Regions from separate parts of the Homo sapiens genome. Here region 1 is linked to region 2. A link is an interaction called in ENCODE POLR2A ChIA-PET data of the cell type or tissue named here. Cell type or tissue: OCI-LY7. All regions are shown on one strand.

The links. Peaks named below come from ENCODE experiments on the same cell type or tissue, not always from the same donor. Only the 100,000 strongest peaks of a DNase experiment are listed, where the experiment ranks them.
Region 1: POLR2A ChIA-PET joins it to region 2 with 5 read pairs; 2 of 35 experiments call an interaction of 5 or more read pairs at or near these places.

The regions. Positions count from the first base shown.
Region 1 is chr2:32,079,559-32,082,058 of GRCh38, forward strand. The region is part of intron 1 of SPAST (spastin); the gene reads left to right. Among named protein-coding and RNA genes, the nearest start is that of SPAST, 17 kb to the left of the region's middle. In OCI-LY7, no CTCF peak of the experiment used is centred here; a DNase peak (open chromatin) is centred at 1,213; H3K4me3 peaks cover 1,140 bases; H3K27ac peaks cover 1,212 bases.
Region 2 is chr2:32,361,557-32,364,056 of GRCh38, forward strand. All of the region lies in intron 1 of BIRC6 (baculoviral IAP repeat containing 6), which reads left to right. Among named protein-coding and RNA genes, the nearest start is that of BIRC6, 5.8 kb to the left of the region's middle. In OCI-LY7, no CTCF peak of the experiment used is centred here; no DNase peak of the experiment used is centred here.

The DNA.
Region 1 (2,500 bases), 280 kb before region 2:
CCCCTGCTTTTTTTTTTTCTGACATTGGGTCTTGCTCTGTCACCCAGGCTAGAGTGCAGTAGCACAATCAACTCACTGCAGCCTCCTCTTCCTGGACTCAAGCAGTCCTACCACCTCAGCCTCCCAAGTAGCTGGGACCACAGGTGTGCACCATCATGCCTGGCTAATTTTTGTACTTTTTGTAGAGATAGGGTTTCACCATGTGGTTCACCATCTCTAACTCCTGGGCTCAGTCAGTCCACTTTTGCCTCGGCATGAGCCACTGTGTGCAGCCCACGTTTTTTATTAATGGATATTTGGATTGTTTCCATCTATTGTGAATAATGTGGCTATGAACATTGGTCTAAATATCTGTTTAAGTCCCGGCTTTCAATACTTTTGGATATATACCTAGGAGTAGAATTACTGAATTATATGGTAACTTTCTGTTTAAATTTTTGAACTGCCAACCTGTTTTCCATAGGGGCTGCACCATTTTGCATTCCCACCAGCAGTGTACAAGGGTTCCAGTTTCTCCACATTTGTTATTTTTCATTTTTTAAAATAATAGTCATCCTAAAGGGTATGAAGTGGTATCTCGTTGTGATTTTGATTTGCATGTATTTTTCTAATGACTTATGATGCTCAGCATTTTGTCATGTACTTATGTACCATTTGTGTATCTTCTTTGGAAAAATGTCTATTAATGTTCTTTTCCCATTTTTTAATTGGGTTGTTTTTATGTTTATCAATTTTGTAAACATTTTAAGCTCTGCAGCATAACTACTCAACCCTGTCACATGGTAAGATTGACCCAGTAAAACTTTATGTACAAAAATAGGCAGCTTACTAGATTTAATCTTAGTCCATAGTTTGCTAAGGCATGCATTAGATAATGTAGTTACACTATTGGCTAATAATTTAAACTACAAGTGGTTGTAAGTTTCTGCCACCCAAATTCTTTCTTGATTTGATGTAGTCTGGTTGGTTGAATTTGAGTGTTATATGGGGTCATAGAGTTAAAAGAGAAATGTCTATGAGAAACTAGGGACTGTTGGGAGCTAATGTTAAAGGATTTTGGAGGCCTTTTGTGCACTGGAGACCATTGGAAGATTGGATTTTCTGCTATAAATGTATCTAAAGGATAATCAGTGTAAGTTATGGGCTGTAGTTTGCCAACCCCTACATTAAGGGATTGAAATAATTTGAATATGGGTTTCAGTTCTTGTATGGTCTGGCTCAGTTCTTTTTTTTTTTTTTTTTTTTTTTTTTTTTGAGATGGAGTCTCACTCTGTTGCCCAAGCTGCAGTGCCATGGCACGATCTCAGCTCGCTGCAACCTCCGCCTCCTGGCTTCAAGTGATTCTCCTGCCTCAGCCTCCAGAGTAGCTAGGACTACAGGCACGTGCCACCACATCTGGCTAATTTTTTTTTTTTTCAAGACAGAGTTTCGCTCTTGTCACCCAGCCTGGAGTGCAATGGCACGATCTTGGCTCACCGCAGCCTCCGCCTCCTGGGTTCAAGTGATTCTCCTGCCTCAGCCTCCCAAATAGCTGAGGCAACAGGCGTGCGCCACCACGCCTAGCTAATTTTTCTGTTTTTAGTAGAGATGGGGTTTCACCATCTTGGCCAGGCTGGTCTCGAACTCCTGATCTCATGATCCACCCGCCTCAGCCTCCCAAAGTGCTGGGATTACAGGCGTGAGCCACCTCACCTGGCGTTTTTTTGTGTGTGTTTTCAGTAGAGATGGGGCTTCACTGTATTAGCCAGAATGGTCTTGATCTCCTGACCTCGTGATTCACCTGCCTCAGCCTCCCAAAGTGCTGGAATTATAGGCATGAGCCACCACGCCTGGCTGTGGCTCAGTTCTTAACTGTTCATTCATTCAGGGTCCCAGCCAAAATCTTTTGCCACAGCTTCTCCTGGGCATGCTCTGAAATTCATTTTTTGTCTGTTTAGTTGCATGAGTCCACTGAAAGCTTTGCTTATTTTCTCCACCACTTTCAGAGTTCACAGTCACTTCAAGTAGACGAGGTCAGGAGATCGAGACCATCCTGGCCAACATGGTGAAACCCCGTCTCTACTAAAAATACAAAACTTAGCTGGGCGTGGTAGCGTGTGCCTGTAGTCCCAGCTACTCAGGAGGCTGAGGCAGGAAAATTGCTTGAACCCGAGAGGCAGAGGTTGCAGTAAGCCGAGATCATACCATTTCACTCCAGCCTGGGCGACAGAGTGAGACACTGTCAAAAAAAAAAAAAAAAAAAAAAAGGAAAGAAAAGTGCTCCAAATGCTGGGCTCATCTCTGCTGGCTTCTCTCCTTTTTATATTTCGATAATTTTTAAAATAATAACCATCCTAATGGGCTTGATATGGTCCCTCCTTTCTAAATTTTGGTAATTTTCATTGTTTTGGAAACTCACTAATCCCTTCAAACAGATGTTTTTAAAACTTTTTTTCTAGTTCTCTCTCTTTTTTTTTTTTTTTTTTTTTTTGAGACAGGGTCTCTCTCAGTGGTGCGACCT
Region 2 (2,500 bases):
TTACTCTTGGTGTTGTACAGGCTGTGGGTTTGGACAATGTATAGTGACATGTATCCACCATTGTACTATCATAAAGAATAGTTTCACTACCCTAAAGATCCCCTGCTCTGCCTATTCATCCTTCCCTTCCTTTTCCCCCCAACTGTTCCCTCCCCTCTCCCTGCTGGCAACCACTGATCTTTTTACTGTCTTCATAGTTTTGCCTTATTCAGAATGTCATAGTTGTATTTATACCGTTTGTAGACTTTTCAGGTTGCCTTCTTTATCTATATGCATTTACAGTTCTTCCTTGTCTTTTCATGGCTTGATAGCTCATTCCTTTTTAGCGCTAAATAATATTCCATTGTCTGGATGTAGCACAGTTTATCCATTCACATACCGGAGGACATCTTGCTGGCTTCCATGTTTTGGCAATTATGAATAAACCTGCTGTAAACATTTGTGTGCAGGTTTTTGTGTAGACATAAGTTTTCAAATCATTTGGGTAAATACTAAGGAGCTCAATTGCTGGGTTGCATGTGAGAGTATGTTTACTTTTGTAAGAAACTGACAGACTCTTAGTGGCTGTGTACCATTTTGTATTCTCATCAGCAATGAATGTTCTACTTCCTCACCAGCATTTGGGGGTTTTATATTTTGGCCGTTTTAGTAGTTGTGTAGTGGTATCTCCTTTTTTAAAATTGTAATTTCCTAATGACATGATGTTGAGCATCTTTTCATATGCTTATTTGTCTCTTTTTATATGTTTATTTGCTGACTTTGTTTTTTTTTTTTTTTGAGACAGAGTCTCGCTCTGTCGCCCAGGCTGGAGTGCAGTGGTGTGATCTCGGCTCACTGCAAGCTCCGCCTACCAGGTTCACACCATTTTCCTCCCTCAGCCTCCCAACTAGCTGGGACTACAGGTGCCCCCCACCAGACCCGGCTAATTTTTTTTTGTATTTTTAGTAGAGATGGGGTTTTACCATGTTAGCCAGGATGGTCTCGATCTCTTGACCTCATGATCTGCCTGCCTCGGCCTCCCAAAGTGCTGGGATTGCAGGCATGAGCCACCTCACCCAGCCTGACTTTGGGTTTTAAAAATAAAAAAGCTACACACCACTTGACCATACTGTTCATATTACTAGATATGTCCTTCACCCTAGCTATTGTTTGTTCATGAAATTTAGCATAATAGTTAGAAAGGAGCTTGGTTCTGGACACAGATAGCTTGGGTTAAGATCCCAGTGTCTTAAAAATTTTTTTTTTTTTAAATTCATCCCATTACACAGAATTATTTTAATTTTTAAACACCTGTCTAAATTTTTAAACACCTTGACTAAATTATTTAATATTTCTGTTCCAGTTTCCTTATTTGCAAAATGAGGATAATTGTACTAATTGTGAGAATTAAGTGATTATGCATGTAAAGTGTTTGCAGCAGTGTACTTACCAGACAAGTGCCCCAAAAATGTTTGTCTTATCTACTTTAATTCCCTGTAAATACCTTGCTTTTGGCCTGGTGCTGTGGCTCATGCCTGGGGTCCCAGCACCTTGGGAGGCTGAGGCAGGAGGATCGCTTGAGCCCAGTAGTTGGAGACCAGCCTAGGCAACATAGTGAGACCTTGTCTCTAGAAAAAAATAAAAAAATTTGCTGGGCATGGTGGTGCACACCTGTAGTCCCAGATACTCGGGAGGCTGAGGTGGGAGGATTGCTTGAACCTGGGAGGTTGAGGCTTCAGTGAGTTGTGATTGTGCCAGCCTGGGCAACAGAGCAAGACTCTGTCTCAAACAAACAAACAAAAACAAGAAAACCTTGCTTTTTTTTTCTTTTTTACTTAAAGCTTTTTTTATATTCAGTTTTTGGACTTAAACTGAACTTTGAACTTCCTAAGGTTTTTTTGTGATTTACCACTTTCCACCATCCTACAGAACCCATCTAGATTTTGCTTTTTTGTGAGAGTAAGATATTGTTAAGGTGTTCTCTTACTTAATTACTGGGGGTGATGATTTCTCTTACTTCCTGAAATAATGCCCCTCCCCAGTGTAGTACATTTTATACCGTTTGTCTTTTTTATAAGCTTTTTTGAGATTATGTGGAGAGAGCATGCGCTTTATGTTAGGTAGTCCTGAATTTTGAATTTTAGTTCTTTTATGAACTCACTACTTAAACCTCCTGAACCTCAGCTTCCTCATCTGTAAATTAAGATTAATGTTTAATAGGATGGTGGGGAAGACTAAGTGGTCAAACATGTTAAAAGTGCCTAACAGTGCATGACAAATGTAAAATAGGGGATGCTCAGCAAATGCTAATTCCTTTGAGTCTCTTGGCTGCTTGGTCAATATTGCCACACTCCTCGTGATTACTTTAAAAAATGTTCACTAAATGTTTATACATAGAGGATAGGCAGATGTAGATGGAAATATAAATGTTTGTAACAAATATACAGTAATCTGTGTTTGGATAAATATCTTTTAGTGTATTGGTGTGGCTAAATGTCAGAATGAAGTTAAGATAGTTGTA